Linked DNA regions of Homo sapiens: all the other regions are linked to region 2. A link is a loop called in an ENCODE intact Hi-C map of the cell type or tissue named here. Cell type or tissue: gastrocnemius medialis. All regions are shown on one strand.

Evidence for each region. Hi-C counts contacts between places; a loop is a spot of excess contacts. Peaks named below come from ENCODE experiments on the same cell type or tissue, not always from the same donor. Only the 100,000 strongest peaks of a DNase experiment are listed, where the experiment ranks them.
Region 1: it touches region 2 in a loop (20-fold over the local background); 28 of 110 quality-filtered maps call a loop at or near these places.
Region 3: it touches region 2 in a loop (4-fold over the local background); 6 of 110 quality-filtered maps call a loop at or near these places.
Region 4: it touches region 2 in a loop (2.2-fold over the local background); 4 of 110 quality-filtered maps call a loop at or near these places.

Annotation. Positions count from the first base shown.
Region 1 is chr3:10,343,188-10,345,687 of GRCh38, reverse strand. ATP2B2 (ATPase plasma membrane Ca2+ transporting 2) reads left to right here. Exons shown (of 23, transcript NM_001001331.4): 18 at 113-304. Among named protein-coding and RNA genes, the nearest start is that of MIR378B, 14 kb to the right of the region's middle. In gastrocnemius medialis, CTCF peaks have their summits at 1,155 and 1,364 (motif pointing left); no DNase peak of the experiment used is centred here.
Region 2 is chr3:10,692,620-10,695,119 of GRCh38, reverse strand. It overlaps a transcript of ATP2B2 not described here. Among named protein-coding and RNA genes, the nearest start is that of ATP2B2-IT2, 67 kb to the right of the region's middle. In gastrocnemius medialis, a CTCF peak has its summit at 1,419 (motif pointing right); no DNase peak of the experiment used is centred here; H3K27ac peaks cover 365 bases.
Region 3 is chr3:10,416,708-10,419,207 of GRCh38, reverse strand. All of the region lies in intron 2 of ATP2B2 (ATPase plasma membrane Ca2+ transporting 2), which reads left to right. Among named protein-coding and RNA genes, the nearest start is that of MIR885, 23 kb to the right of the region's middle. In gastrocnemius medialis, a CTCF peak has its summit at 1,190; no DNase peak of the experiment used is centred here.
Region 4 is chr3:10,517,430-10,519,929 of GRCh38, reverse strand. It overlaps a transcript of ATP2B2 not described here. Among named protein-coding and RNA genes, the nearest start is that of ATP2B2, 13 kb to the right of the region's middle. In gastrocnemius medialis, no CTCF peak of the experiment used is centred here; a DNase peak (open chromatin) is centred at 1,289; H3K27ac peaks cover 2,359 bases.

The DNA of each region.
Region 1 (2,500 bases), 350 kb after region 2:
GCCCACTGGGAGTTGTGTAGGACTGAGGAAGTGGAGGGAGTGAGGATGGTGATGCTAGAAGTGGTCACCTCCCCCGGCCACCCCACCCAGCCTCCTGTCCCTGTCCCCACAGGGCATCGCAGGCACTGACGTGGCCAAGGAGGCCTCAGACATCATCCTGACAGACGACAATTTCAGCAGCATCGTCAAGGCAGTGATGTGGGGCCGCAACGTCTATGACAGCATCTCCAAATTCTTGCAGTTCCAGCTCACCGTCAACGTGGTGGCCGTGATTGTGGCCTTCACAGGCGCCTGCATCACGCAGGTGGGTCCGCAGGAGACCACACCAAAGCCTGGGGGAGGGCGGAGACCCCCCACAGAGGCTCGGGGGCCTTAGGGTACTCCAGGTTGTCCCTGTCAGAACAGCCGGGGATGAGGCACCCATCGATGGAGCACCTGCTGGGGGCCAGGAACTGCATCACAGAGCTCAGGTGCAGGCACTGGCCCCAGGGGAGTCGAGGACATGAGGCTCAGAGAGGTGGCGTGACTTGTTCAAGGTCACCCAGCAAATGGGAGCTGTCAGGCTCACAGCCTGGCCCTCACTGCAGGAGGCAGGAGAGGGAATCCTCAAGAGAAGGCAGGGCCCTTGGCCACCACGAGGGCAGAGGGAGGCAGGGAGGGGCAGGCCAGGGCCCAAGGGGGATCAGGCATCCAGGTGAGGACAAAGAGCCAGTGGGGGCCCTGGGGCCCTGGCTCTGGACTGGAGTGTGGAGTGCCTTAGGAGGTGCTAGGTGGGGATAACTGGAGGGAGTCGGGGATCTTGCTCACTGGGAAGGTCACAGAGGAGTCTGGCCAGATACCACGACTGGGTCTGGAGCAGCCCTATGCACTGAGCCTGGCAGGCAGGCCCCAGATGTCTGCAGACTGACTGCTTCTTCATGCAGCTCCATGAGGTGGGAACTGTGATGATCCTCATTTTACAGAGGCAGAAACTGAGGCTCAGAGGATGGACTGGCCAGGGACCTGCCATTGTTCTTGCAGTCTCCTGATACTCCCCACAGGGGCTGACCAGCCTGGCCAGGGAGGCAAGAATGGGTCTCCCTTAGCCCCAGGGGATCCCCAAGGCCCAACACTCCCAGTAGCCACCTGGGCAGACAAGCCCATGCCCACAGGAGCCCCCAGAGGCCCAGAGTGCAGCACTGCCCCAAGAGCTGTGTGGCGCTGGAACACTGCTCCCCTCTGTTGCTTCCTGCGCTGGGGGAATATAGGTGGCAGCTCCGGCTACCCCAGCCCTGAGAATCGGAGCCTTGGGAGGGTGGCTGGGGGCTTCCTTTTGCTCAGAAGGGCCCTCTTTCCTGGCCTGTGGATGAGACACTCCCTCTAGTGGCAGCTTGAGGAACACTCCTGCGGCCCCAGCAACTTGGAAACCAGAAGGTCTTGATGCCAGATAGGGAAACTGAGATTCTGAGACCACTATCAGTTTGCCTGAGGTCTTTGATTGAGTTGGTGGCGAGGCCATGCAGCATTGATAAGAAGACGGGCACACTTGACCCTGAGGTATATGGAATTAGAGAAAGCCCGGGGTGGGGAGGACGGGGGCAAGGGGAGCGAGGCTGAGGCAAGGAGGAGGTGAGAGAGAAAGCCAGGAGCAGGGGCTGTGATGAAACCTGGGAGGTGATGAGTGGAAGGGATGCAGGTATATGGGGCTTTGGGAGAGAACAGAGGTGGGAAGAGCATCGGGTTTGGGCTGTTGAGCTTACAGGGTCTGGGGGCTTCCTGGAGGAGGTGTTCCACAGGCCACTAGACGGATGTAACTAAAGCCACAGGACGAGGAGGAGAATGGGGCTGAGGCAGGAACACAGATTTAAAAGGAAGGGAGGACGACGACCAGGAGAGTGGGGTCAGGATTACAAGTGGGAGTGCAGGGGCGAGGTCAGTGACATCTGGCCGAGAAGAGGTCCTGCAACTCGTGGCACAGAAGGTGCTGGTGACGTGGGCGGAGGGCATTCTGGGAACGTGGAGGGGCCAAAGTCTGGCTGCTGTGGACAAGATACGTGGGGGTGTGAGGAAGGATGGGGACAGAAGAACCAGCTCCTCTCAGCCAAAGAGACAGGTCTGAAAGGGTCCCTCCCAGAACCTGGACAGTGGTGACCTAAAAGTGGTGAGGTCCTTGACAGTTTTAGTTGCTTTTGCTATTCCTCATTTGCCATATTTCCTACCTTGAAATGTATTAATTTTTGAGTCATAGATACGCACAATAATTTTTTAAGGTAAGGCGGGATAAGAGGGGAGGAGACATTGGGGGGGTGGGGGACGGGCACTGTTTGTAGGATAGAAAGCCCGAGGGGGAGGAGGCAGTGGGGGGAGGAGGTAGGAGCCCATGCCGGAGGCGGTGGGAATGGTCTTGGCCTCAGCCAGGAGAGACCCCCTCCTCGGGGGCTGGAGGGGAGAGGGGAAGATGGTGAGATGCAGCTGAATTTACCAGAAGGCAGGGAGCTGGTGGCCATTGGGCCTGGGGGGA
Region 2 (2,500 bases):
GCCCAGTCTTGGGTATATGTTTATCGGCAGCATGAAAACAGACTCATACAGCAGTGTCATTTCTAGTGACACTGTTGGCCAAAGCAAGTCACAGGGTCACCCAAAATTCAAAGAGTGGGGACATAGACTTCCCCTTTTAATCACAAGCAGCCACAACATCACACTGGAAATGGCTTGCATACAGGCCAGCCATTAATTAGGGCCATAGAGACCTTCAGTTTGCACAGCTGCCAAAATCAGCATTGACCTCTAGGGCTGTCAGCAGAGAGGGAGGGGGGAAGGGGGCAGGCAGACATCCCTACTTAAGTCTTTGTAATGCCCAAGATCCCCTTAATGTGCAAAGAGTTTTCCAGAAGTGTTTTATTGGTAGAATCAGGAAAATGTATATCCCCAAACAATGAGTGATCAATTTTCACTCATCAGACTGACAGAAATTGAAAAATGTGATGCTATCAAGTATTGGTGAGAATGGAGAAGAAATAGGTGCCATATACTCTGCTGGTCAGAGTTTTCATGCCACAGCCCATTGAGGGCAATTCAGCAGCACCTACTTGAATTAAAAATACATTCATGTGTTAAACAGCTGTGGTCCATCCACCCCGTGGAACAGTACTCAGCAATAAGAAGGAACAAACTATTGATACACACAACAACCTGAATGAACCTCGAGGAGTGCAAAATGCCAGTCCTAAAAAGTTACATACTGCATGATGTCATTTATGTAACATTAGTGAAATGACCTAATTACTGAGATGAGAACAGTCTGCTGGTTGTCAAAGGTTAGGGATGGGGGAGAGAGCCATTCGGCTGTAAAGGGGTAGTACGAAGGAGTCTTGTGGTGATGGTCCAGTTGAGTACCTTGATAGTGGTGGTGGTTATGCAAAGGTAATGTGATAAAATTGCATGGAGCTACATATGCACTTGTGCACACACACAGACACATACAAAGATGGGTGCCTGTATGACTAGTGAAATCTGAAGAAGCTCTGTGGATTGTAACAATGCCCATTTCTTGGTTTTGGTATTATACTTTATTTATGCAAATGTTAACTTTGGGGGAGGCTAGGGGAAGGAGTGCATGTGTCTTCCCTGTACATTTCCTTGCAACTTCCTGTGAACCTTTACTTCCAAATAAAAAGTTATAAATAAAGACACAGGTGCTCTGGCCTGGTAAGCCCACTGCATGGTGCCTGCAACAGAGACATGGTCCCACGCCCAGAGAGGCTTATGCAGAGATGATCACTGAACATCATTTGATATCAAGGCATTGGAATGACCTAGATGTATTTGTTCACCTAATAATCATCTATTGGCTTCCTACTATGTGCCAGGCAGTGTGCCAGGCTCTGGGGATATAACCATAACCAAAATAAACCAAGTTCCTGTCCTCGTGGAGTTTGCATTCTAGTGATTGCCCCACAAGAGGGAGCTGATTCCACATAACAGAAACAAAGAAATGAAGTAGGCTCATATCTCTATTGCTAGAATGGTTCTATCTCTGGAACATATCACCGCAAAGAAACAGCAAGAAGCAGAATCAGGCGTTTGTTACGCCATTTGTTTTAAAAATAGCAAAGGAGCCACAGTCAAATGAAGGAAGCATCAAGCTTTGCTGTGTACTTTACTGGGAGTTAATCCTGTCCACCTAACTGGAATGGAAGCCTGTGAGGGCAGGGGGTTTTGTCTTTTTTGTTCCTTGCAGTGCTCCCACACCAGAGCAGGCCTGTCACATAGGAGGCACTCACATATCTGCTAGGGAAAAGAGTAGATTGTACCCATTTCACAGGTTGGCCAATGGAAGCAGGAGGCCCTTAGCCATGGCATATTGGATTCTCCACTATAAGAGTTATGAAATGTGCGTTGAATATCCATGACTTTAAAAATACCAGATACTGTTTCTTTCAACTGTGTCATCAGAAACATATTTCCCCAGCCCCCAAAAAGTGTGATTGTCAAGCCTTAGATCCACAGGTTGTTGGTTGTGGAATGACTTCACACTTTTGTGTTTTGCGATACAGTGTGTCAGGCAGGCCTTCCTGCATTATCTCATTTAATGTGCCTATCAATCCTGTCTGGAAGAAAATGGACATTCATACATCTTCTATCTGCCCCCAGGCCCCAGCCCCTGATGTAAGTTTGTAGGCACACAATGACAGGTGACTGGAAGCAGAAGAGCCTGTTGCAGGATCCAGGGCTGCCAGTGAGTAAGGCCCAGTCACCCACCCACCCACCCACATAGGAATCCCCCAGTGAGTGCACAGTGTCTGGCGGGTGTGGGCTCCCATTTTCCTCTGCTCCTGGCTCATTCTGTCCCCCACCACATGTCCTGGGGTCAGTGACTGCTCCTGGGCATATCGCTGTGAACCAGGCCTAATGCTGTCCTCATAAACTTGCAGGCTAGTTGGGAGGACAGGGAAGCAGGCATAAGGTCTACCCAGTGTTGCCCTGGGGAGGCCGGGAACCCACATCCTGGAGGTTCATAACCCACAAGGTGCTGCCA
Region 3 (2,500 bases), 280 kb after region 2:
TCTGGACAACCTCAGCACACACATCCCCATCTCTGGTCCCCAGAAAGGCAGGAGGGGAGGGAGGTTTCTTGAGGGACTGCTGTGTGCTGGTGCACATTTATTCCCATTTCACAGAGGTGAACACTGTGGCTCTGAGAAGGGAAATGATTTGCCCAAGTCACCAGCACTGAACCAAAGAGCTGCTGGGATTTGAACCCAGGGCTGAGGTTACCCATTAGCCTGCTGCTGTCACACACCATGCAGCTCATCCCAGCTGATGGCCCCCGGCCCTGCAGACAAGGCGCCCAGCTCCCAGCCCCCCACTCCTGGAAACAGTTCTGCCCTCGACTGAATTCCACCCCCTCACTGCTACCCCGGTGGCCTGGGTGACTCTGGGGGAGCAATCTGTTTTCACACTAGCTCTGAGCAGTGGATGGAGAGTTTGGGGGACGTGATTATTGTTGGGTTTTTTTCTTGAAATCATTTGCTGAGGCTGCAGGCAGGTCCGCTCAGCCAGACAGTGCCCCTGAATATCAGCCAGCCTCAGAGGGCAGTTAGTGTATTCCTGCTCTCACCAGGGGCGAAAACAATCTCTGGGGTCACTTTGCTGGAAATAAAGACGTGCAGCCCCATGGGGCCTCAGAACAGGGGAGAAGAGGTCAGTGGTCACCTGGATGGCCTGGAAAACTCACCTTGAGTCCCTCCCAGTTGGGCTCTACTTTTGATACAGCCCAGCCTCTCAGTGTGAGGTGCCCCACACATGGGAAGAGCAGAACCCTGCCCTGCCCTCAAGTACAGCACTAGAGCAGAAAGTAAGCCATATGTTAAATGTCTGCATTCCTTCATCTCGCCCCTTCATTCTGACCTCTAACCCAGCCCCTGCTCCTTTACCTACCTCAATAGCCTTTTCTTTATTCTGATTAATTAACCATGTTCCACTTTATAAGTAGCTTATAAAAGTTGTCTCATACAAAATGACTTTAAATGCCCTAAGTTAGGAAATCCAGACAAAGAGAGGAGAGGAGAAATAGGATGGAGATTTGACAGCTCGATGCATGCTGCTGAGTCCTCTGGTGTAGCTCACAGAGGTGAACTGCGTATTCAGTACTGAGCTACCAAGCAGGCAAGGGGAAGATGGCAAAAAGATGAGTTACAAGAGCCAGAGTCTCCATTAGAGAACACTCTCACTCTCACCCCAAAGGCCTGTGTAAGCCTGACCCCATGTGGCATGCTATAAATTCAGTTTCTATTCCCAGCCTTTCCTGGCCACTGGGGACAAAGGGTACAATAGATGTGTCCTCTTCCTTGAGGACCATCTGACCCCTCTTCTGAGGAGCAAACCAGGAATGCTTCAGCCACTCTAGCCTTTCCCAAGACCTTTGGAGTTTCTCTTGCCTTTTCACAGCCCTTCTCCCCACCCATATCCCTTCATCTGATCAACCCTCACTCCTTCCAAGCTCACCCAATTACAACTACACTTCTGCCAGGCGATCCTTCCTGACACTCCTGTCTTCCTTACAGTAGTGTCCCCAACATATAGAACAAAGTCTGGCTTATAGTAGGTGCTCAATCAAAATTCGGTGATTGATTGAATGAGTAAATGAATGACTGGATGTGCACTATTTAGTATGACCCTAGGTACCTTTTCTAGCTTCAGAGGGCCTGAGAAGGGTGGGGGAACTCAGACCTCCTTAAGATAGGAGGATCTTGAGTCTTGAGTGGGGCCTGGCATCTGGTGCAGGACACCCATTGTGGGCCGTCCAGCTTCTGTGTAAACATGCTCCCTCCCTCCTTCCCAGAATAATCCATCCATCCTCAGCTCACCCATTAGAAAGTCCTTCCCTCTCATAGTGAGGAGCGCCTCTGCCCGGCTGCTGCACCATCTGGGATATGAGGAGCCCCTCTGCCCAGCCCCTGCCACTGTCTGGGAAGTGAGGAGCACCTCTGCTCGGCCCCCACACTCTCTGGGAAGTGAGGAGTCCCTCTGCCCGGCCGCCCCACTGTCTGGGAAATTAGAAGCGCCTCTGCCCAGCTTTTGCCCCCTCTGGGAAGTGAGGAGTCCCTCTGCCTGGCCACCGCCCCATCTGGGAAGTGAGGGGTCCCTCTGCCCGGCCACCCACCTTCTGGGAAATGAGGAGCCCCTCTGCCCGCCCCCCCCCGCCGCCGTCTGGGAAGTGAGGAGCACCTCTGCCTGGCTGCCGCCCTATCTGGGAAGTGAGGAGCCCCTCTGCCTGGCCACTCACCATCTGGGAAGTGAGGAGCCGCTCTGCCCCGCCACCCACCATCTGGGAAGTGAGAAGTGCCTCTGCCCGGCTGCCGCCCCATCTGGGAAGTGAGGAGCGCCTCTGCCTGGCCGCTGTGCAACTCTCCAAGTGTGAAATCACAGCCTTTTGTGTGATCTTTCTGCCCTCCCCGTTTGCATTTTCGACATTAAAGTTTACTTTCTAATTAAAAAAAAAAAAAAGAAAAAGAAAAAGAAAGTCCTTCCCTCTCATAAAGCCAGAGGCCCCTCCTTGTACCT
Region 4 (2,500 bases), 180 kb after region 2:
AGAAAAACCCCTGCATTCGATCCCAGTCCTGCCACTTGCTAGGCAGGTATCCTGGTCCAGAAGTCTCCACATGCAAGGCAGGCAGCATCAGTGCTGGCACAGAGAGTGGAGTGAGTTCTGAGCCAATGTTTGTTGAATGAACAAGTGACTGCTGAGTGCCTGGCTCAGTGCCACACATACAGTAAACACCCAAACAATATTTGTTCTCTTGTCCCTCTTGGAATCTTCTTTTGGAACTATAACATTCATGGGACGAGGTGGCTTAAGTTCCTAAAACCTTTCTATCAAAACATTCATTGGAAGCTTTCCTCCTTTGAGATCAAGGGTGAGAGATGTCAGAGGTGGGGTAGGGGCAGGGGACACAGGAACTGAGTTCTCCACTCCTAGAACTCCAACGCCTCTCACGTACCATCAGATGCCAGCCTGCCCTGCCATGCTGCCATGCGTCAGCATACCTCTCTGTAAAGCTGGGCACCTTGACAGGAGTCCCAGCTGTGACTCTTCTCTCTTTCTTGCTCTGTTCCCTCATTAGCCAAGTCCTCAATAGCCCCTTGAAAGGCCCGGACATTGCACATTGCACCTTCATTATTCACTCCCGCCTCGGCCACTTTATTGCAGACGGTGAGTGATGTGCTTAGCTAATTCAGGGGACCCCAAAGGCAGGAAACAAACAGGGCAAATCCACAGTATGGCTGAGGACCACTCTGTGTGTCAAGTTCAGCACAGTGCCCGGAGTACAGATTCTGGAGTCTGGTTTGAATCCCAGCTAGGTGTTTGACCTTGGGCAAGCTGCCTAACTTTTCTGTTCCTCAGTTTCCTCCTCTACAAAATTGGCATGATGATACCAGTATGTCCCTTGTGGGGTTGTTGTAAGAATTAAATGAGTTCATAATGTGCCAAGTGTTTAGACAGGGCCTAGTGCACAGTTGGTGTTCCATGAACATTAGTTATTACTCATGATCTCAGAATGAATATCTCAGTTTATCTTCACCACAGCCCAGCCTGGCCGGAGAGTATGATGGCTCTTACTTTACAGATGAGGTCCAGGGAGGGGAAGCCACTTTCCCATGGCCACACAGAACAAAATCCCTGCCCCACACCTGTCCCCGACAGAGGGGAGACTGACAGCACCTGCCGGTGAAAGCGGGGCCCGGGGCAGGGCAGGGGTAGTGAAAGGAGCTTTCAAAGAAGGGCCAGGCCTCCCTCAGAGGCATGAGTGGAGTTGGGAGGTGGCTATAAATACGCGAGGCGAGGGGCTCTGTAACTAGGCCAGGAATGTGTGTTAGTCATTGAGGTCAGCACGGCCGCAGCGGCGCTTGGCTGGGAGAAAGCGGATCAGGAGTGGGCTCAGGTGAAGCCAGAGAGCTGAGGCCAAGGAGGGGTTTTGCTGGGGCAAGAGTGGCACTCTCAGCTTGGGGGCATGCTGGCACCCCCAGACCTTTGTCATGGGACAAGGGCAGATTCCCAGGAATGCCTCCCCTATCCCTTCTAACCTCCGAGAAATCCTTCTGTAGTCCAGATCGGATCAAGCCTCCAAGCTGCCTAAACCCACGGTCCTGGTTTCCAAAGGCAGACGCGAGTCCGCATTTTGGAGGGGGGCAAGCACATCCTCTCTAGTTTAATACCTGTGCACTTACTTTGATGTGTTAGGGGAAAAATACAACTGGCAAGGCAAATCCATGATATTGTGACTATGAATGCTTAAGATAACACTAAGTAGAGAGATACATATGTTTCTAAAAGGGAGGTGATTTCAGGACAGATGCAAAGTATATGCTAGAACTTGCAGACTGGCAAACATCATTACTGGAGTTTGAGGGTTTCTGGTCCACAGACTAAATGCAAATCTTTTTGCTGTGAGGTTTCAAGCCCTCCCCACCCCAACCCCACCCTACCTTCATTCTTGCTGTGCCTGCTACCTGGAATGCCTCACTGGCAAAGGTGAAATGTGCTCCTCCCTGCAACCTGCACAGGCTGCCCAATCCCCCGTCTGTCTACTGCCATTTCCCACACTGTGTGAGGTCATCCTATCTGCAGCCATCGCTCCCTCAACGACAGGGAAAGCAAGCTCTGTGTCTGTCTTCCTACCTGCTGTGCCCGGCACAGTGCCTAGAGCCAAGCACAGGCCCAGGACGTGACACCCAGTTCACATCCTGGAGCTGTCACTGCCTGGTGCGAGACTGTGCATGTGCAAGGCTCTGGGCTCAGTCACCTCCCCATGTATCAGATGGGGATGACAAGCTTCCTTCTCCAGTGGGGTTGCACGGATTCAGTGAGTTTACTCCACCTCAAGGCTTTCTTAGCCCGGTGCCTGGTATGTTCTGGACACTCCACAAGTAGTGGCTGAGTAGCAGTATCATCAATGCTATTGTCATTATTAAGGGCCAGTGGATATTCATTAAATGAGTCCATAGTGTTATAGGCTGAAGGGGAGAGAAAAAAGAATGGAGCATGTATGCATTTAGGCTGGAGAGAAAATTCTCAGTGGCTATTTTCCCAA